2 separate regions of the Homo sapiens genome follow, and region 2 is linked to region 1. Evidence: read pairs that join two places in POLR2A ChIA-PET (ENCODE). Cell type or tissue: IMR-90. All regions are shown on one strand. Links, peaks and the distances in the headings refer to the core of each region. The heading gives the core; the rest is flanking DNA. Region 1 overlaps DDX10 (DEAD-box helicase 10). Region 2 has its middle 120 kb from the start of C11orf87.

Region 1 (11,159 bases), core at 2,373-6,372:
TTCTTGAACACTAGCCCTGTGCTAGGAATAAAGAATAAGGATTTCAGAGATGTCTAAGAGAACTTTGTCTCCTCTCTTAAGGAGAAGGGACTACGGTCTTTGTGCATGTGTGCGTGCGTGTGCCTCTTCTCCTGTACTATATTTCAGATTCCCAATGACTTAATAGGGAATGTAGTAGATCAATTCTAGATTTACAGCTTTTGCAATAACTTTCCATGATAAATATGTAGATGGGTTTCTCTCTAGCTTATGGGAAGTTAAGTGGTGATCTGATGCTGTTGTCTACTGAACCTTATTTTACCATGTAAAGAATGACTTCAGCCTTGGTGCGGTGGCTCACGCCTGTAATCCCAGCACTTTAAGAGGCTGAGGTAGGAGGATTGCTTGAGTCTAGAAGTTTAAGACCAGCTTGGGCAAGATGGCGACACCCTGTCTTTAAAAAAAAAAAAAAGACTTCAGTTTTTCAAGGACCGATTTTAGATTTTCAAAGCTTCCAGTCTCCTGGGAGCATTCCTCAAGGCAACTTGGAAGTGTATCCTGAGCAGTAGCCAACAACAAAACAATAAACTTCACATCTCCTAAAGAAGAGTTAGTTGGTTTTGGCATCTAGGTGCTAGGAAATGATTCTGAAAGTTCTATTTAAAGTTCTGTTTAAAGTTTCTACTCTTTAGAGTAGGAGATGGCATCAAAGGTGGCCTTGGCATAGTTGCCCAGGGTGGCAATGCAGCCTCTTGGTCGAGGTATAGCAATTGTCAATACCCACCATCAGCAGCAGCTTCTTGGGCATGGGGCTGAGATGATACCAGTGCCTCCTGAGGTGGGGATAAGTCTCACCAGCACAGAGAGGGTCTGTCACCCTGCAAGGGCTGGTGAGCTTGCCGATCTTGTTCCCCAAGTAGCCTCTTGGCACAAGGACAATGGAGAGCTTGGCCAGGATAATGGCTCCTCAAATGGCAGTGGCTACCTCCTTGGAGCACCTGATACCCGTATCAGTGTGGCCATTGTAGTCCCCAGTGGCAACATGCCTTGAATCCAGTGCGTTGGCCAGTGTGGGCCACTTTTGCGCCATGTAATCTTTGAAACCTCATTCTTGAGAGATGCCCCCAGGAAAATGTCAAGGACCTCAGACTCCTTGATGGGCAGGAGAAGAGATAGATCTCCTCCAGGGACTTGGTCTTCATGTCCTTCACCAAGCAGCACAGCTTTGTGACTGGCATCCACCCCTTGGCTTTGCCTCAGTGGCCTTGGTTGCAGGTGCTATTGCTGAAGCCTCCATCGAAGCCTCTGTGGTTTCCAATTCCTTGTCCCGTGGACCCTTCCGCTGCACCAGCATCATCTGCCATTTGATGTTTTCTTGGAGAAGCTGTTTTTACATCTTTACGAAAGAAAGGCCTAAGTCCAGCTATCTCTGATACTTGCCTGATATATTGTCCCAGAATCAGAACCTCCCTGGCAGTAGCAAATTGCATTTGAGAAAGTGAATGGCTAGTGATTGGGTAACAAGCAATTCACTTGGTTTCCCATTCTTTACTGTCAGCAAAATTGAAGAGAGACTTTAATGGGGTCTTTCTCTTTAATTGAGCGACTGGATCACCAAAAATTATTTGGAATAATCCATTATGACTTTTGGCCTATTTTATAGGAGCTCAGAATTAAACTTCCTTTGAGTTTGTTTTATTTATGTGAACAGATTTTAACCCCCATATTAGAGAAAATAAAATAATGCTGAACTCTTTTCAGTCTAGTAATCCATAGTATCCATTTATGGGTACAAAAAGAGAACCAGAACAATTAGCTCTATATAGTCCCACACATTGAGATATATTTACAATGTTTTTATTTATGTCTAACAGTTTTTTAAATCAAATCCCAACATATTTCTTGGTTTGATCAGTTCTGTATTACTAATTATTTTAATAATTGCTGAGTCTGAGAGGAAAGTTCAGTCAGCCTATGGCCACAGGAAATTAAAATAAGTTTTTTCTTTTGTAGAAAATGAGTTATGATAACATCAATAAAAGGCTTTCAAGCTTCAAACTTAAGATGCAATTCTGTGACGTTAGGAAATAGAAATGTGAATTAAAGGAGGGAAGGAAATTAAATTGCTTGTGATTAAATAAGAGTTTCTTTACTTTTTTTACTTGGTTGGAATTGGGTATCACATTGCTCTGCTGTTGAGACTCTGTGGGATACGTTGATAAGAGAAAAGCTTTATTGCTGCCATCTGCCATAAGCAAACTTATTCTTCTGTTGATGCCCCAGGTCCAGTATCTGTACCGAGTGTTTTGCCGGCTACGTCCTGGTGTTTCTATCCTTGCACTCCATGGTCGACAGCAGCAAATGAGAAGAATGGAAGTCTATAATGAGTTTGTCCGTAAGAGAGCTGCAGTACTCTTTGCTACTGATATTGCAGCCAGGGGTCTGGGTAAGAAAACTTCCTATCATGAAATTTCTGTGATTGTGTGAAATGTAATTTGCTTATAAAGTATATTTTGGGAAATCTGATAGACTCAAACACTTGGGTTTCTTTTCTTATTTTGTAAGAGAAAAGTAAGTAGTAAATTGGTAGCAGTTGACTAACATTAAGGATGTATCAGTGAAAATTTCCACAGTATTTGCATCTTTTTTACTATTTCATGATAATCACACCATAGAATCCTGAGGAACCTACAAAATCAAAGGGGGTTAAAAGTTTAAAGATATGAAAACAATTCCCATTTCTTTGAAAATTGGAAACTTGTTTATAGATACTGAACTCATTTAACAAGAAAAATCAGTGAAGTCCATGTTTTCATCATTCTAATTTTTATCTGATAAATAACTACATTTAGCGTAGTTAAATTTATTTTCAAAACCTGCTTTGTTGATTATACAACTCCTGGCTTTGTGGGAATGGGACGGGGATGGACGTAACTAGAGAGGAAAACTAGACTTAGGAACAAAGGGTGAGAATAAATAGGTGATAATTTGAATCCTTCAGTCACTTAATTTTATTGTATTGTTAATTACAGCAAATTTGAAGCATAAACAAAAGCTGAATATGTTTAATCTACCCTCATATACCCAGCTTTAACAATTATCTTTTTCATAATCCTCCCCCTGTCCCTCTTGGAGTACTCTAAAGCATATCTCAGATGCCATATTTATTAGTATAGGCTGGAGTACAGTAGCATGATCATAGCTCACTACAGCCTCGATCTACCAGGCTCAAGTGATACTCCCACCTCAGCTTCCCCAGCAGCTGGGACTACAGGCATGCGCCATGCCTGACTAGTTTTTATTTTACTTAATTTTTTATTATGCTTTAAGTTCTGGGGTACATGTACAGATTGTGCAGGTTTGTTACATAGGTATACATGTGCCATGGTGGTTTGCTGCATCCATCAACCCGTCATCTACATTAGGTATTTCTCCTAATGCTATCCCTCCCCTAGTCCCCCACCTCCAGACAGGCCCCAGTGTGTGATGTTCCTCTCCCTGTGTCCACTCTTCAACTCCCACTTATGAGTGAGAACATGCAGTGTTTGGGTTTCTGTTCCCGTTGGTTTGCTGAGAATGATGGTTTCCAGCTTTGTCCATGTCCCCATTAGAAGTGGTGCTTTCGGGTTATTAAATATTAGGGTATTTCACTGTTTGTCCGACACAAAGCAATCTGTCTCTTCCGTGTCAGATACGAAGTAATCTTCATATTCAAACAGTCATTAATTTTAGTTCATTTTGTCAAGAGAAATGTTTACTATCTCTTGGTTCATGCAATTAATTTTATTTTTAATAGAGTTCATAGATGATATCCATCAGTTTGATGTGATGAAAAGTCCTGGCAAGCAATATTTTAAGATAAAAATAGTGCAGCAGGGCAGATCTTGCAACCAGTTTCTTAACTTCACATCCCTTCTCTGTAGATTTCCCGGCCGTGAATTGGGTTCTTCAGTTTGATTGTCCTGAGGATGCCAACACATATATTCACAGAGCAGGTAGAACTGCCAGGTAGGTGTACTGACTAATTTCTTTTCTTTTGCTACTATCTAAATAACAAAGCATGCTTTTCCAACTGCAGATAAACGAAGAAAGGAATCAGGTAAGTGAGTGCTGGTTTGGCATTTTGTGGTGTGAGTTGACAGCTACTGTAAATCATTATGGCTAAGACTTGATTAGTGCTGCAAAAAATCCATAAAAATCTTATTTTAGTTTGTTTAAACTTTCTTGTACTTTACTTTTCAGCAAAACTGCTCATTGAAAGTCATCTCATTGAATCCTAATGACCTGTCAGTTAGGTCTAGGACTGCAGTAGTCCTCACTTATCCTCAGGGGTTATGTTCCAAGGTCCCAGTGGATGCCTGAAATCTCAGTACCAAACCCAATATATGCTATGTTTTTTCAGTCTAGTAACTGAGACAGCTAAGTAACAAGTGGGTGGGGTCTTAAGCGTGCATATGCTGGACAAAGGGATGATTCACATTGTGGGCAGGACACAGTGGGATGGTGTGACATTTTATCAGGCTACTCAGAAGGGTGAGCAATTTAAAACTTATGAATTGTTTATTTCTGGAATTTTCCATTTAATATATTTAATATTTTTTGGGCCTTGGTTGACTGGGGGTAACTGAAACCACAGAAAGCGAAACCACAGATAGAGGGGGGACTACTTACTGTATTATTAAATCCCTATTTTCAGGTGAGGAAACTGAATCTTTGAGCAGTTAAACAATTTGTTCAAAGATCCACAGAGCCAGGATTTGAACCCAGGCAGTCTGGCTTATCTAGTCTAGATCTTGTGCTCTTACCTTCTAAAGTATAGGCTAATAAGAGGCTAAGTGATTTGGAATCATAGATATCTCTTTTTCCTTTCTTCCTAGTTCAGGAAACAGAGACATTGCTGAAGACCACTCCCTATCTCTCCTTCTTCCTATACTCCCCACTTCCTCCCAAAAGTATCCTATGTTTGCTCAAGAGGTATGAGGAACTGTCTAGAAAAGAATGTAGTAGGCTGGGCATGGTGGCTCATGCCTGTAATCCCAGCCCTTTGGGAGGCCGAGGTGGGCGGATCACGAGGTCAGGAGTTCAAGACCAGCCTGAGCAACATGGTGAAACCCTGTCTCTACTACAAATACAAAAAAATCAGCCAGGAGTGGTGGTGTGCGCCTGTAGTCTCAGCTCCTTGGGAGGCTGAGGCAGGAGAATCACGTGAACCCGGGAGGCGGAGGTTGCAGTGAGCCGAGATCGCACCACTGCATTCCAGCCTGGGCGACAGAGTGATGCTCTGTCTCAAAAACAACAAAACAAAACAAATAAAAAAAAACCATAGTAAAGTCAGTCATTTGGAATTAAGTGGCATAGAAAGGTATATGAATGAATCAAAAAGGATTACACAATCTGTCATTGCTGTTAAGCTGTAGCAGCAAAGCTGGGAGGTATACATTCTTGGTGGAATTGTAAATGGTTAACATTTTTCTGGATAGCATATGGTAATACTTATTAACAACCTTACAGTTCTTGTTTTTGTCTTAGTAATTCCACATCCAGAAATGGATCTTAAGAAAATAGAGAGCTGAATAAAGTTTCAATGTACATTTGTCTTGCTGATGTTTGTAGTGTTTAAGAATTGGAATTTATTATGATCTTTAGATTATGATTATGGTTAGCCACAGATGGACTATTTATTCAGTTTTACATTTTTGCTCTGTTTTCTTTCTCATCAAAACTGGATGATTGGGTATTTATCATATGGATTCCAGGATTGGTCTAACTGGACCAATGGTTGCTTCCAATTTCATGCCACAAACTCTTCTCAAAACTTTCCCAGGGATGTGAGGATCTTTAGGCCCGAGCACAGACTGTCCTGTTTGGCAGGCTTGCTTTACCACCTGCCCTGTGTCCACTTCAGCAAGTGGCCCCAAGTATGAAAGTGTACGCTATCCCTTGCTTACCTAGGAAGTCCCCTTGGCGTTTAGTTCTTTTAGATTTCTATACATTTATATTTTTTGGGTAGCTTTGAAGAAAATTTTTTTGTTTTTGTTTTTATGTGGTCACTTTTTGTTTCAGCTGAAGTGAAGGTTTTTATGTCTTTTTATAGCCTAGCAAGAAATAGATCTTCTTAAAATTCTATTTAATTTTCATAAGATGTTTGAATGTATGAGTGTTTAAGTGTTTTTTTTTTTTGTTTTTTTTGATTGATTCATGTTTATCCTGTGGGCCATCTTTAAACGTGGTTTATAATAAAAATGCACTCAAATTAAATGTGCTTCTTTTGACCAGCATGAAAGAAGGGAGAGAACAGTATAATAATGAAAGACTATTTAAAAATAGGATTTATGAATTAGTGGGTTCAAAAATAAGTCTTTTAATTGCAATTAATGATGTAGTTTTAAACAAGCAATGCAGTTAGGATTAGGTTTTGTATATGATACTGTACATTTAGACAAACTTGTTTTTAGAACTTTCTTTCTTCTTGGAACTAACTAAAATGGGACATGGGTAGAATAGTTGCCTGTTCTCCATTTTTATGAGGGGGTAGATGGTGCCTCATTGGTCTTTAATGTATTGAGTACATGGTTTTTGTTTTGTTCTGTTTTGTTTTTTTTGAGACAGAGTGTCGCTCTGTCACCCAGGCTGGAGTGCAGTGGCACAATCTCAGCTCACTGCAACCTCCGCCTCCCGGGTTCAAGTGATTCTCCTGCCTCAGCCTCCCAAGTAGCTGGGACTATAGGCGCGTGCCACCACACCTGCCTAATTTTTGTATTTTTAGTAGAGATGGCGTTTCACCATGTTGGCCAGGTTGGTTTTGAACTCCTGACCTCAAGTGATCCGCCCGCCTCAGCCTCCCAAAGTGTTGGGATTACAGGTGTGAGCCACAGTGCCCGGCGAGTACCTGTTTTGATTGTCATTCATAGTGAGTATTTTGGAAAGTCATCAGTGGTGGTTGGTGGAATGACCTTCTCCACTGTTATTCTCCTCAGTAAATGTGTAGTTGTGTAAATTTTTACATGTACCTGTGCACATATCTGCATTCTGTGCTCCTGTGGGCCTCTGGATAGGCAGGGTTGGATATGGTATCTCACAAGTGCATTGGGCCAGGGGTGTAGGCGCTTTTTATTTTTATTTTTTCTTTTCCTTTTCGATATCTTTAATATAGTGTATTCTTTAATGTGATTATTTTCATATGTATTACATTCTTTTTAGATGTGCCAGTGGTATTGATGGGGACAGGGCAGACTGATTCATAAATAGAATACATTTAGCAGTAAAATTCTCCCTATATGAAGATTATTGGACATGTCAATATAAATCAGGAAAAGATTCTAGAGGGGGGAATATTTCAAGGTTCTTGGTTCCTAGAGAAGTTGTTGAAAATTTTATGTAGTTGAACATGCCGTGGTGAACATTAAATTGGGTCTTAATGACTGAGGAGATGAAGAGGAGTTAGAACAACATCACATTATTGTGTCTGAAGAGAGAGAATACTAATCTGAAAAAAATGTTTTAATGTAATTTTTAGTATGGTCGTTAACTTTTAAAGCACAAGCCTGTTTGACCTTTTGTAACCAATTAAAAGTATTTTTACTTGACTATTTTAGATGTATAGTATGTGGAAAGGTTTAGCATATATAATGCTTTTTTTTTTTTTTTTTTCTGGCAGTTTAAAACTTGCCAATAATGGGCTTAAAGATAATTAGAAAGTTTTGTGGGCCATGAGACTGAATAATTGAATTGAATAAAGGCTAAATTAAAATTAGAATCTAATTAAAATCCTGTGTATTTGGCTGTAATTAAGACCAAGTTGCCAGATAGTGTTTGCTTTTGCAATTGAACTATAATATATCGATATAGGAAAACAAATTCATTAGCAAAATAGCTAAGATTTGGGGAATCTTTTTTTCTTTCCATATTTTAGCTAAAAAAGTGATTTGGGTACTTTTGTCTTGAAGTACCTAATTCTGTATTAATTAATTTTACCTTTCTAAATTCCTTTTGATCTATAGCAGTTGAGAAATTTCCCTGTATTTTCCTTAACCAGCACACCCCTTTTAACAAAATGATCTCCTTTAGAGATAAGTGAGGCCAGGTATATGAATATAGTTTTATAATGCTCTATCCTGTGATACATTCTGTCACTTTAAAAAGCAATTCTCTTTAGGGCTTATAGTTCTTTTGGTACAAAACCAAGCTCTTCCAGTTTTTATAAAAATGTCCAGTTGAAAGTAGAAAATATTTGGGAATGGAAAATAGACATCAGATATTCTCAACTTTAAAAAATGTTTTTATTTGGGGAGGGTAGGGGAGGGTTGTGGGTAGAAGATGGGCATTTATATATAACTATTTTTTTCCCCCAGAATAGTAGAAGATAAAATAATTTCAGCAATATTCTAATTTAGCCTTATGTGCCTGGCTACATTTTGTGGCGCTCAGAAATTCTGTAACATAAGGAGCAGAATGTGATTCCACTAGGGGACAGCAGAGGCCAAACCTTAGCATTGCACACTCACTGGCAGCAGCTTAGATCTTAGAAAAGAGGAAGATGGCCACTAGTTAAAATCTGTAATAACTTCTGAAGAGTTCATGGCTGGTTGTGGGAGAATACTGGTACTTTATGGAATAGCTAATGAGAATTTTTTAATAGTGTCTTTAATTGGTTTGTGAATTGAAATAATAAAAGTAAAAAGACAGTTTTCATGAGCATTAACTTTCCAAGGCTTACCATGTGTACCTTAGATATAAGATAGGAGCAATCTTTGTTAGTGAAAATGATTTCTTTAATTCCTTTAGCTTACATTTGTGAAGGTCTGCAGTCTGCTCCTCGTAGATAGTGGCTGATGCTTCTTTACGTGACCTGCTTTTGTTGGTATCTATGATTTAAAGGTTGCATAAAAGGTCACAGCAAATTTATTTTGCATCTTGAAGCAATGAGGAGCTGGGGGAGAGTATAGCCAGTATGGCTGTAGGAGTAGATAAGGAGGGCTGATATTTCTTAGGAGTCTATTTCCCAGGTACCCTTGGGAGTATTTCTTAGGAGTCTGTTTCCCAGGCACCCCTTAGGAATAGGGGTGCCCCCACTTTATTCTCCTGTCTAGTCAATACAGCAGGCACAGTGTTCCTTCTAAAACATAAGTCGGATTATATCACTCCTCTGATGGCATACCATTTCACTCAGAGTGAAAGCCAATGACCCCCTGGGCCTAAACTATTCATCCGTTTCCCCCCAGTTTGCTAGTATTCTCCCCTTGTTCTCTATGCTCCGTACTGGTCTTGCTGTTTCTTTTATGTGCCAGGCGTGCTTTTGCCCGTAGGGCCTTTATACTGGTGCTGTCTCTTTTCTGCTGGAATGCATTTTCCTCAAGTATCCACATGGCTGTCTTCCTCACCCTCCCCAACCACTCCTTTTAACCCTGCTTGACATTCCTTTCTCCAAAGTCCTTTATCACCTTCAAATATACTGGAGTATTTACTTAGTATATTTTTACATTGCTTTCACCTTGATTGTAAGTTCCATAAAGGCAGCAATGTTTGTCTAGTATATTGATGTACCCTAAGTGCTTAGAACAGGACCTGACATGTAGTAGACTACATTTGAGATAGTGATTCAGACTCATGAATCAGATCTTACCTAATATGTTAATTATTTATTGTTGTATAACAAATTGACCCATGGCTTGGTGGTTTAAAGCAATAACCATTTATTATCGCAGCAACCATTTATCTTGTAGCTTCTGTGGGTCAGGTACCCAGTGTGGTTCATCTGGGTCCTCTGGCTCTCAGTCTATCACAAGGCTGTAATGAAGGTGTCAGATGGTACTTTAAGGTTCAGCTAGGGTTGCATTCATTCTCAGATTTATTCACATGGTTGTTTCCAGATTCATTTCCTCCTCTGCTGTTGGTCAGAGGCATCTCTCAGTTCCTTTTCATCTGGTCTTCTTCACAGGATAGCCACAACATGGTAACTGACCTCATCAGAGAGGGCAAATGACAGCTGAGGGAGAGAAAGATGAAGCAGTAATGTCTTTCATGACCTAGACTTGGAAGTCACAGTCCATCTTTCCTGTAACATCCTGGGGTTGCATGTCAGTTCTGTTCCTTGTAGGGGGACTACACAAGGGTGTCAATACCAGGAGGTGCAGATTATTGGGAGTTGTTTTATAAGCTGCCTACCACACCCAACGTCAAATTTTACCTCTGATTTCAAGGATAAAAACAATCCTGAGGTAGAAGTGAAACAAGAAGAGGTGTGGGATCTCCACTATAGCTCCCTGGTTATTTTCTTGCCAAATTAGGGCATGCTCTGGCCCAGGTTAACATAGGAGACTCTAAATAGTGTGTGGCTTAGATGGACACTTGCATAGATGGACTATTTGTATACTCGGTTACAAAGCCCACCAGAGAAACATACTTTCAAATCCATAAATTGTGAACAACCATGGTGCATCCTATTAAAAGCCTCTCATAGGTGAGGACTCTCACCTAGCAAATACCATGTTTGTTTCCCTGGAGATCTGTCATTAATATGTTTTCTAGGAGATTTGACCATATCACTTTTATTGGGGTGGAGGGAGCGCAGGGCATCCTCTTCCCTACCTCCCACCCCTGTACCACACAAAGAACGAATGGACTGTGGTTTAGCCTTTTGCTTCCCAAACTCAATAAATATTTGTATGAATAAACTCATTTAGCCCATAGAACAACTCATGAAAGAGGTTCTCATATTAGGAAACTCTTTCTCAGAGACTTTGAGGTAGATTATGTCGATGATTTCTCAGTTTAGTAAGTACCAGGCCTGGGATTTATGCTTAGATCTTTCTGACTCTAGAACTCATTCTTGCCAGTGTGCCCTGATCCAGCTGTTTACATCTAATGGATTACATCTAATAGCGCAGACCTGCAGCTCCCATGCAGGGCTTCTAGAATGCATGAGAGCCAGTTACTGGGAGAAGAAAGGTAGATGTCTTCAAATTTGTTGACATTTGTGGTCATGAAGACGAACTAGTATATGCATTTTCTTTCTTTGGACTAGGAGAGATAGACATCCTGTAGTTGTTCCATCACTGCTTTTAGAAAGTCAGGAATCTTAGGTTTGAATTGGACTTTGTCACTAATGACCGTGTACCCTTGGACAAGTCTTTAACTTCTCTAAGCCTCAGTTTCTTCTCTGGTAAAATGGGGTTAATTGT
Region 2 (11,159 bases), core at 3,243-7,242, 850 kb after region 1:
AACTGTGGTGAGATGATATCTCACTATAGTTTTGATTTGCATTTCTCCGATGATCAACGATGTTGAATACCTTTTCATATTTCTGTTTGCCATTTTGTGTCTTCTTTGGAATAATATTAAAATCTTTTGCCCATTGTTGATCAAATAATTAATTTTTTCCCCATAGAATTAAACAATGAGAACACTTGGACACAGGAAGGGGAACGTCACACACCGGAGTCTGTTGTGGGGTCGGGGGAGTGGGGAGGGATAGCATTAGGAGATATACCTAATGTAAATGATGAGTTAATGGGTGCAACACACCAACATGGCACAGGTATACATATGTAACAAACCTGCACATTGTGCACATGTACCCTAGAACTTAAAGTATAATAAAAAAAAAAATTTTTTTCCCATAGAGTTGTTTGAGCTCCTTGTACATTCTGGTTATTAATCCCTTGTCAGAAGGGTAGTTTGGAAATATTTCCTCCCATTCTGTGGGTTATTTACTTTGTTGACTTTTTGAAGCTTTTAAACTTGATGTGACCCTATTTGTCCACTTTTGTTTTGGTTGCCTGTACTTGTGGGATATTACTCAAAAAATCTTTGCCCATCCAGTGTCCTGGAGAGTTTCCCCAATGCTTTATTTGGTTATTTCATAGTTTGAGATCTTAGATTTCAGCCTTGAATCTATTTTCATTTTTTTTTATGGTAAGGGATAGGAATCTAGTCTTATTCTTCTGCGTATTAATTTTCAGTTTTCCCAGAACCATTTATTGAAGAGACTGTTCTTTCCTCATTGTAGGTTTTTGACACTTTTCTCAAAAATGAGTTCACTGTAGTTGTATGGATTCATTTCTGGGTTATTTATTGTATTCCATTGGTCTATATGTCTGTTTTTATGCCAGTGCTATGCTGTTTTGGTTACTGTAACTCCATAGCGTAATTTAAAGTCAGGTAATTCCTCATTCTTTTTGCTCAGGATAGCTTTGGCTGTTCTGAGTATTTTGTGATTTCATACAAATTTTAGAAATATTTTTCCTATTTCTGTGAAAAATGTCATTGGTATTTTGATGGGGATTGTATTGAATCTGTAGACCACTTTGGGTAGTATGCACACTTTTAACAGCATTGATGCTTTCAATCCATGAACATGAAATATCTTTCCCTTTCTTTCTGTCCTCTTCAATTTCTTTCATCAATGTTCCATAGTGTTTATTATATAGAGATCTCTCACTTTTATGGTTAAGTTTATTCATAGATATTTTATTTGTAGCTACTATAAATGGAATTTCTTGATTTCTTTTTCAGATTGTTCACTGTTGGCATATGGATATGCGGCAGATTTTGGTATGTTGGTTTTGTATCTTATAGTTTTACTGAATTTATTAGTTCTAATAATTTTTTGGTGGAATCTTCAGTTTTTTCCAAATATAAGATCATATCATCTGCAAACAAGGCTAATTTAACTTCTTCCATTCCATTTTGGGTACCATTTATTTTTTTTCTCGTCTGATTGCTGTAGATAGGACTTCCAGTACCATGTTGAATAATAGCGGTGGAAGTGGACATACAGCCTTGTCTTGTTCCAGATCTTAGAGGAAAGGCGTTTCATTTTTCCCCATTCAATAAGATACTAGCTATGTATCTGTCATATATGACTTTTGCTGTAGCGTAGGTCTGGTGTTGATGAAATCCTTCAGCTTTTGCTTTTCTGGGAAAGTATTTATTTCACCTTCATGTTTGAAGGATATTTTTGCTGGATATACTATTCTAGGGTAAAAGTTTTTTCCTTCAGCACTTTTTGTTTTGTTTTGTTTTCTGAGATGGAGACTTACTCTGTCGCCCAGACTGGAGTGCAGTGATGTGAACTCGGCTCACTGCAACCTCCACCTGCCGGGTTGAGCAATCCTCCTGCCTCAGCCTCCTGAGTAGCTGGGATTACAGGTGTGCACCACCATGCCCAGCTAATTTTTGTATTTTTTTGGTGGAGAGGAGGTTTCACCATATTGCCCAGGCTGGTCTCGAACTCGTGACCTCATGATCCACCCGCCTCAGCCTCCCAAAGTGCTGGATTACAGGCATGAGCTACCGCACCCAGCCCCTTCAGCATGTTTAATATGTAATGCCATTCTCTCCTGATCTGTAAAGATTTCCACTGGAAAGTGTGGTGCCAGACCTATTGGAGCTCCTTTTGATGTTTTAGGATCCCTTCTTTATCCTTGACCTTTGGGAGTTTGAGTATTAAGTGTCTTGAGGTAGTCTTATTTTGGTTAAATCTGCTTGGTGTTCTTTCTGTACTCATTATATCTTTCTCTAGGTTTGGGAAGTTCTCTGTTTTTACCCCTTTGAATTAACTTTCTACCACAACTTTTCTTTCTAGCTCCCCTTTAGGGCCAATAACTCTTAGAATTGCCCTTTTGAGGCTATATTCTAGACCCTGTAGGCATGCCTCGTTCTTCTTTTTTCTTTTGTCTCCTCTGACTGTGTATTTTCAGATAGCCTATCTTCAAACTTGCTAGTTCTTTTTTCTGCTTGATCAATTGTGCCCTTGAGAGGCTCTGATGCATTCTTTAATATGTCAATTGAATTTCTCAGCTCTAGAATTTCTCCTGGATTCTTTTTAATTATTTTAATCTCTTTGTTAAATTTATCTGACAGGATTCTGAATTCCTCTGTGTTATCTTGAATTTTGTTGGACTTTCTCAAAACAACTATTTTGAATTCTCTGTCTGAAAGGTCACAAATCTCTGTCACTCTAAGATTAGTTACTGGTACCTTAGTTTGTTTGATAAGGTCATATTTTCCTGTATGCTTGTGGATATTATTTGATGTCTTGGCATTGAATCCTTAGGTATTTATTGTAGTTTTCAGTCTGGGCTTGTTTGTACCCATCCTTCTTGGGAAGGATTTCCAAGTACTCAAAGGGAATTGAGTGTTGTGATTTAAATCTTTGGTCACTGAAGCCATATGTGCAGTAGGGGACACCCACGCCCAGCAGCACCGTGACTCTTGAAGGCTTGTAGAGTTACCACCTTGATTGATCTTGGGTGTGATCTGGGAGAATTCCCTGTATTATCCAAAAGAGTATTCTTGTTCTCTTCCCTAACTTTCTCCCAAACAAATAGAGTATCTCTGTGCTGAACTGCCTGGAGCAGCAGAAGAGGTGACACAAGCACCTCTGTAGCCCCCACAACTGTGACCGTGCTCAGTCAGACCTGAAGTACATCACTGGGTCGCATCCAAGGCCTGCAGTGAGCACTGCCTGATTACCACTGATGTTTACTGAAGGACCAAGGGCTTTTCAGTCAGCAGGTCATGAATCTAGCCAGGCTTGTGTCCTTCCTTTCAGGGTGGCAAGCTCCTCCTCGGTCCAGGGGAGGTCCAGAAATGCTGCATGCGAGCTAGGGCCTGGAGTGGGGAATCTTAGGAATCTACTTGGTGTGCTCTATTCTACTGAGACAGCTCGCACCCAAGCCATAAGACAAAGTCCTTTCCACTCTTCCCTCTCCTTTCCTTATGCAGAAGAAGTCTCTTCCCACAGCCACCACAGCTCCAGGCCCACAGTTAAGTACTACTTGGCTACTCAAGGCCCAAGGGCTCTTCAGTCAGCTTGTGGTGAATGCTGCCAGGCCTGTATCTCTCCCTTCATGGCAGTGGGTTTCCCTCTGGCCCAGATTGGGTCCAGAAATGCCATCCAGAAGCCAAGGCCTAGAACTGGGGAATCCAGGAGCCCACCTGGTGCTCTAACTCAAGGCGGCCAAGCTGGTGTCCACACTGCAAGACAAAGTCCCCTTTATTCTTTCCTCTCTTTTCCTCAAGCAGGAGTCTCTCCCCATGACCACTAAAGCTGGGAATGTGCTTGGTCACACCTGAAGCCAGCAAGGCCCTGTGTCTCCCCCAAGACCCAGGGTGTGAGTACTGCCTCAGTACTGCTGATGTTCATTTAAGGCCCAAGGGCTCTTTAGTGAGTAGGTAATAGATCCTGCCAAGACTGGGTCCCTCCCTTCAAGGCAGTGGGTTTATTTAGGATTCCAGGGCACTTTATCTCATGGTGACTGAGAACTGGACCTAAAGGCTCTAGCTAGGGCTGGCCTAAATGCTCCCACCATATGCACCACATGAGTTCTGCCCTGTGGTTCTTTCTGCTATGACAGCGCAGCACTGACTTCCAGTGCAAGTCCCACTGCACTCTCCCTCCCCTAAGCACACAGATACACAGTGGCCCTCCATACCATGTGGCCACTGCCAGGGCATGGGGGCGTGGTGATGTCAGCAATTAAAGACTCTCTTTTCCACTCTCTTCAGTGCCTCTTTTCTTAATACAATGTTAAAACCAGATAATGTGATCGCTCATCTGATTTTTGCTTCTTATGAAGATTTTTTTGTGTGTGTGGATAGCTGTCCAATTTCGTGTTCCTGTCCAATTTGCTCCAATCACTGCAGGCTTCTATTCAGGCTTCTATTCAGCCATCTTGCTCCTTTTTTTGTTGTTGTTGGTCACAGTCTTTTGTATTTGTCTATGTACAAAGTTCCAAATAATCTACAAAACAATTCCTAGAACTACAAATAAATTCAGCAAGGTGAAACTACCTCTGGACAAATTATGACAGTGAGAAAAATCTGACATAGGAAAATTATGACCATGAAAGAAATCTGACTTAACTGACTCCATCTTGCCTTTAACCTCTAAGCTTCTCTTGTTCATTCCTGGGGATAGGCTGAACTAACTTTAGGAGGAATTCAGTTTATACTTTAACTTTGAAAAAAGATAATAATAGCCCCTCCACAGACAAATCCCCTCCTTGCTTAGGGACCAGACTTCCTTCGTAAAACTAACAAGTTAGCCATAAGATTAGAAATTATGGCTCAGGAGACTTAGACTCCCACACAATAATAATGGGAGACTTTAACACCCCACTGTCAACATTAGACAGATTAACAAGACAGAAAGTTAACAAGAATATCCAGGAATTGAACTTAGCTCTGCAGCAAGCAGACCTAATAGACATCTACAGAACTCTCCACCCCAAATCAACAGAATATACATTCTTCTCAGCACCACATCAAACTTATTCCAAAATTGGCCACATAGTTGGAAGTAAAGCTCTCTTCAGCAAATGTAAAAGAAAAGAAATTATAACAAACTGTCTCTCAGACCACAGTGCAATCAAACTAGAACTCAGGATTAAGAAACTCACTGAAAACCACTCAACTACATGGAAACTGAACAACCTGCTCCTGAATGACTACTGGGTACATAATGACATGAGGGCAGAAATAAAGATGTTCTTTGAAACCACCGAGAACAAAGACACAACATACCAGAATCTCCGGGACACATTTAAAGCAGTGTGTAGAGGGAAATTTTTAGCACTAAATGCCCACAAGAAAAAGCAGGAAAGATCCAAAATTGACACCCTAACATCACAATTAAAAGAACTAGAAAAGCAAGAGCAAACACATTCAAAAGCTAGCAGAAGGCAAGAAATAACTAAGATCAGAGCAGAACTGAAGGAGATAGAGACACAAAAAACCCTTCAAAAAATCAGTAAATCCAGGAGCTGGTTTCTTGAAAAGATCAACAAGATAGATCGCTAGCAAGACTAATAAAGAAGAAAAGTGAGAAGAATCAAATAGACACAATAAAAAATGATAAAGGGGATATCACCACTGATCCCACAGAAATACAAACTACCATCAGAGAATACTATAAACATCTCTACACAAATAAACTAGAAAATCTAGAAGAAATGGATAAATTCCTGGACACATACACCCTCCCAAGACTAAACCAGGAAGAAGTTGAATCCCTGAATAGACCAATAACAGGATCTGAAATTGAGGCAATAATTAATAGCCTACCAACCAAAAAAAGTCCAGGACCAGACGGATTCACAGCCTAATTCTATCAGAGGTACAAGGAGGAACTGGTACCATTCCTTCTGAAACTATTCCAATCAATAGAAAAAGAGGGAATCCTCCCTAACTCATTTTATGAGGCCAGCATCATCCTGATACCAAAGCCTGGCAGATAAACAAAAAAAGAGAATTTTAGACCAATATCCCTGATGAACATCGATGCAAAAATCCTCAATAAGATACTGGCAAACCGAATCCAGAAGCACATCAAAAAGCTTATCCGCCATGATCAAGTCGGCTTCATCCCTGGGATGTGAGGCTTGTTCAACATATGCAAATCAATAAATGTAATTCAACATATAAACAGAACCAAAGACAAAAACCACATGATTATCTCAATAGATGCAGAAAAGTCCTTTGACAAAATTCAATAGCCCTTCATGCTAAAAATTCAATAAATTAGGTATTGATGGGACGTATCTCAATATAATAAGAGCTATTTATGACAAACCCACAGCCAACATCATACTGAATGGGCAAAAACTGGAAGCATTCCCTTTGAAACTTGGCATAAGACAGGGATGCCCTCTCTCACCACTCCTATTCAACATAGTGTTGGAAGTTTTGGCCTGGGCAATCAGGCAGGAGAAAGAAATAAAGAGTATTCAGTTAAGAAAAGAGGAAGTCAAATTGTCCCTGTTTACAGATGACATGACTGTATATTTAGAAAACCCCATCATCTCAGCCCAAAATCTCCTTAAGCTGATAAGCAACTTCAGCAAAGTCTCAGGATACAAAATCAATGTGCAAACATCACAAGCATTCATATACATCAATAACAGACAAACAGAGAGCCAAATCATGAATGAACTCCCATTCACAGTTGCTTCAAAGAGAATAAAATACCTAGGAATCCAACTTACAAGGGATGTGAAGGACCTCTTCAAGGAGAACTACAAACCACTGCTCAATGAAATAAAAGAGGATACAAACAAATGGAAGAACATTCCATGCTCATGGATAGGAAGAATCAACATCATGGAAATGGCCATACTGCCCAAGGTAATTTATAGATTCAATGCTATCCCCATCAAGCTACCAATGACTTTCTTCACAGAATTGGAAAAAACTACTTTAAAGTTCACATGGAACCAAAAAAGAGCCCACATTGCCAAGACAATCCTAAGCCAAAAGAACAAAGCTAGAGGTATCAAGCTACCTGACTTCAAACTATGCTACAAGGCTACAGTAACCAAAACAGCATGGTACTGGTACCAAAACAGAGATATAGATCAATGGAGCAGAACAGAGCCCTCAGAAATAATACAACACATCTACAACCATCTGATCTTTGACAAACCTGACAAAAACAAGAAATGGGGAAAGGATTCCCTATTTAATAAATGGTGCTAGGAAAACTGGCTAGACATATGTAGAAAGCTGAAACTGGATCCCTTCCTTACACCTTACACAAACATTAATTCAAGATGGATTAAAAACTTACATGTTCGACCTAAAACCATAAAAACCCTAGAAGAAAACCTAGGCAATACCATTCAGGACATAAGCATGGGCAAGGACTTCATGTGTAAAACACCAAAGGCAAAGACAACAAAAGCCAAAATTGACAAATGGGATCTAATTAAACTAAAGAGCTTCTGCACAGCAAAAGAAACTACCATCAGAGTGAACAGGCAACCCACAGAATGGGAGAAAATTTTTGCAATCTACCCATCTGACAAAGGGCTAATATCCAGAATCTACAAAGAACTCAAACAAATTTATAAGAAAAAAAACAAACAACCCCATCAACAAGTGGGCAAAGGATATGAACAGACACTTCTCAAAAGAAGACATTTATACAGCCAAGAGACACATGAAAAAATGCTCATCATCACTAGCCAGAGAAATGCAAATCAAAACCACAATGAGATACCATCTCACACCAGTTAGAATGGCAATCATTAAAAAGTCAGGAAACAACAGGTGCTGGAGAGGTTGTGGAGAAATAGGAACACTTTTACACTGTTGGTGGGACTGTAAACTAGTTCAACCATTGTGGAAGTCAGTGTGGCAATTCCTCAGGGATCCAGAACTAGAAATACCATTTGACCCAGCCATCCCATTACTAGGTATATACCCAAAGGAATATAAATCATGCTGTTATAAAGACACATGCACACGTATGTTTATTGCGGCACTATTCACAATAGCAAAGACTTGGAACCAACCCAAATGTCCATCAACGATAGACTGAATTAAGGAAATATGGCACATATACACCACGGAATACTATGCAGCCATAAAAAATGATGAGTTCATGTCCTTTGTAGGGACATGGATGAAATTGGAAATCATCATTCTCAGTAAACTATCGCAAGGACAAAAAACCAAACACCACATGTTCTCGCTCATAGGTGGGTATTGAACAATGAGAACACATGGACACAGGAAGGGGAATATCACACTCTGGGGCCTGTTATGGGATGGGGGGAGGGGGGAGGGAAAGCATTAGGAGATATACCTAATGTAAATGACAAGTTAATGGGTGCAGCACACCAACATGGCACATGTATACATATGTAACAAACCTGCATGTTGTACACATGTACCCTAGAACTTAAAGGGTAATTTAAAAAAAAGAAAGAAATTACGGCTCAGGAGTCATGCAACTAGAGGCCAAAAGATTCCTAACCTCTCTAATTGCTCCTATGAATACCATTACAATTGTAAAACCCAAGATTGGTGTTTGAGGTATTTTTCAGAACCTGCATTCTGATGGATTATCTGATGCCACACAGACCAGTAAACTGGCTCATCTGATCTTGTGATCCCCACCCAAGAGCTGACTCTGCGCAGGAGGACAATTTCAACTTTCTGTGAGTTCATTCTTGATCCAACCAATCAGCATTCCCTGGCCCCATGCCCAGCAAACTCTCTTTAAAAAACTCTAGCCTCTGAACTTTCAGGGAAGATGATGTAAGCAATAATGAAACTTGGCCGGGTGTGGTGGCTCACGCCTGTAATCCCAGCCCTTTGGGAGGCCGAGGTGGGCAGATCACAAAGTCAGGAGTTCAAGACCAGCCTGGCCAACATAGTGAAACCCTATCTCTACTAAAAATACAAAAAATTAGCCAGGCATGGTGGTGAATGCCTGTAATCCCAGCTACTCAGGAGGCTGAGGCAGGAGAATCGCTTGAACCCAGGAGGTGGAGGTTGCAGTGAGCCGAGATCATGCCATTGTACTCCAGCCCAGGCAACAGTGCCAGAATCCGTCTCAAAAAAAAAAAAAAAAAATAGAAAAAGAAAAAACCTCCGGCCTCCCATTTAGTCAGCTCTGTGCGTATTAAACCCTTTCTCTATTGCAATTTCCTTGTCTTGATAAATAGGCTCTATCTGGGTAGTGGGTAAGATGAACTTGTTGGGCAGTTTCAAAGGTCAGAAAATGCAGATAAATACACAAAAATTAGTTGCATTTCTATGTGGTAGCAATGAACAGATGGACAACAAAATTAAAAATGCAACCCTACTTAACAATCAAGAAGTAAAGAAGAAAGACATAAATACTTAGGTATAAAACTAACACAATATGTATAGAATTTGTATGTTGAAGAAAACAAAACACTAATGAAAGAAATTAAATAAAATCTAAGGATATGGAAAGACATACTGTGCTCATGGATTTAAAGGCTCAGAATAGTATAAATATGTCAATTCTTCCCAAAGTGATATATAGATTTGATAGCTGTCCTACCAAAATCCCAGCAAGGCTTTTTTTGTAGATATAGAAAATGTTCTTTTAACATTTAAATGGAGAGCCAAAGGAAATATAGTAACTAAAACAATTTTTAAAAAGAAGAATAAAGTGGGAGGAGTCACTGTATCCTATTTCAAAACTTGCTGTACATACATTAATCAAGACTATGTAGTACTGGCAGAATAGACATGTGGATCAATGGAGCAGAATAAATAACCTAGAAATGGAAGAACCCAGAAGTAGACCCATATAAATATGCCCAACTAATTTCTGGCAAAGGCACAAAAGCGCTCCAATGGAGGAAAAATAACCTTTTCAGGAAATGGTGCTGAAGTAATTGAACATCCATAGGCAAAAAATAAAATAATAATAAATAAAAATAAAATAAAATTGAACTAAGTCTTACATTTTATATAAAAATTTACTCAAAGTGAATCATGAACTTAAATTTAAAACATAAAACTATAAAACTTTTAGAAAAATGACTTACAGGGAAGGGAGAAGGGATCAAACAAGGGCCTTGGGATTAAGGTCTGCTCAAGTTTGGAAAAGAGTTAGTTCCTTAAAAAGTTAATCATAGAGTCACCATATAGCATAGCAATTCTACTCCAAAGTATCTACACAAAAGAAACAAAACATATGTTCACACAAAAACTTGTACATGAATCTTCATAACAGCCTCATTCATTATCACCAAAAGGTATACCAACAACCAAAATGTCTATTAAATGATAAATGGATAAACAAGCTGTGGTATATCCATTAAATAGGATATTATTCAACTATATAAAGAAATAAAGTGCAGATTCATCCTACAACATGGATAAAGTTTGAAAACATTATGTTAATTAAAAACACAGGCACAAGGGTCACATATTATATGATTACATTTATATGAAATACCCAGAATAGGCAAATTCACACAGGCAGAAAGTAGATTAGTGACTATAAGAGGGCAGGAGGAAGAAAAGATGGAGAGTGACTGCTAACAGTTATGAGATTTCTTTTAGAGAAATTAAAATGTTCTAGAATTTAGTAGTAAATTCCATAGTGGTGACAACCATAAAAAATCTTAGGAATATACTGAAAAAACTGAACTGTACACTTTAAAGGGATAAATTTTGTGCTATGTAAATTATATCTAAATAAAAAAACCACATATGAAACTACTATATGACCCAGAAATTGCACTTATGAGCATTTATTCTAGAGAAATGAAACCTATATTCACACAAAAACCTGCACGCTAATGTTCATAACAGCTTTATTCCAATATCCCAAACTGAAAACAACCTGGTATCCTCCAATGGGTGAACGGTTAATCCACTCACTGTGGTACATCCATACTATGGAATACTACTGGCAATAAAATAGAAGGAACTATTGATATATGCAACCCCATGGATGAAACTCCAGAGAATTATGCCTAGTAAAGAAAGCCAATATTCAAAACTTACATACCTCATAATTCCATTTATATAACATTAGTACAATGACAAAATTGTAGAAATGGGGAGTAGATTCGTGATTGGTAGAGGTTCAGAATGGGGAAGGGAGG

The links. Peaks named below come from ENCODE experiments on the same cell type or tissue, not always from the same donor. Only the 100,000 strongest peaks of a DNase experiment are listed, where the experiment ranks them.
Region 2: POLR2A ChIA-PET joins it to region 1 with 5 read pairs; 2 of 35 experiments call an interaction of 5 or more read pairs at or near these places.

Annotation. Positions count from the first base shown.
Region 1 is chr11:108,689,614-108,700,772 of GRCh38, forward strand. DDX10 (DEAD-box helicase 10) reads left to right here. Exons shown (of 18, transcript NM_004398.4): 8 at 2,263-2,425; 9 at 3,903-3,987. LOC124902750 (a long non-coding RNA gene) reads right to left here. Exons shown (of 3, transcript XR_007062881.1): 3 at 9,894-9,964. It also overlaps the pseudogene RPS2P39. Among named protein-coding and RNA genes, the nearest start is that of DDX10, 30 kb to the left of the region's middle. In IMR-90, for the core only: no CTCF peak of the experiment used is centred there; a DNase peak (open chromatin) is centred at 4,458; H3K27ac peaks cover 232 bases.
Region 2 is chr11:109,535,832-109,546,990 of GRCh38, forward strand. No RefSeq gene overlaps it. Among named protein-coding and RNA genes, the nearest start is that of C11orf87, 120 kb to the left of the region's middle. In IMR-90, for the core only: no CTCF peak of the experiment used is centred there; no DNase peak of the experiment used is centred there.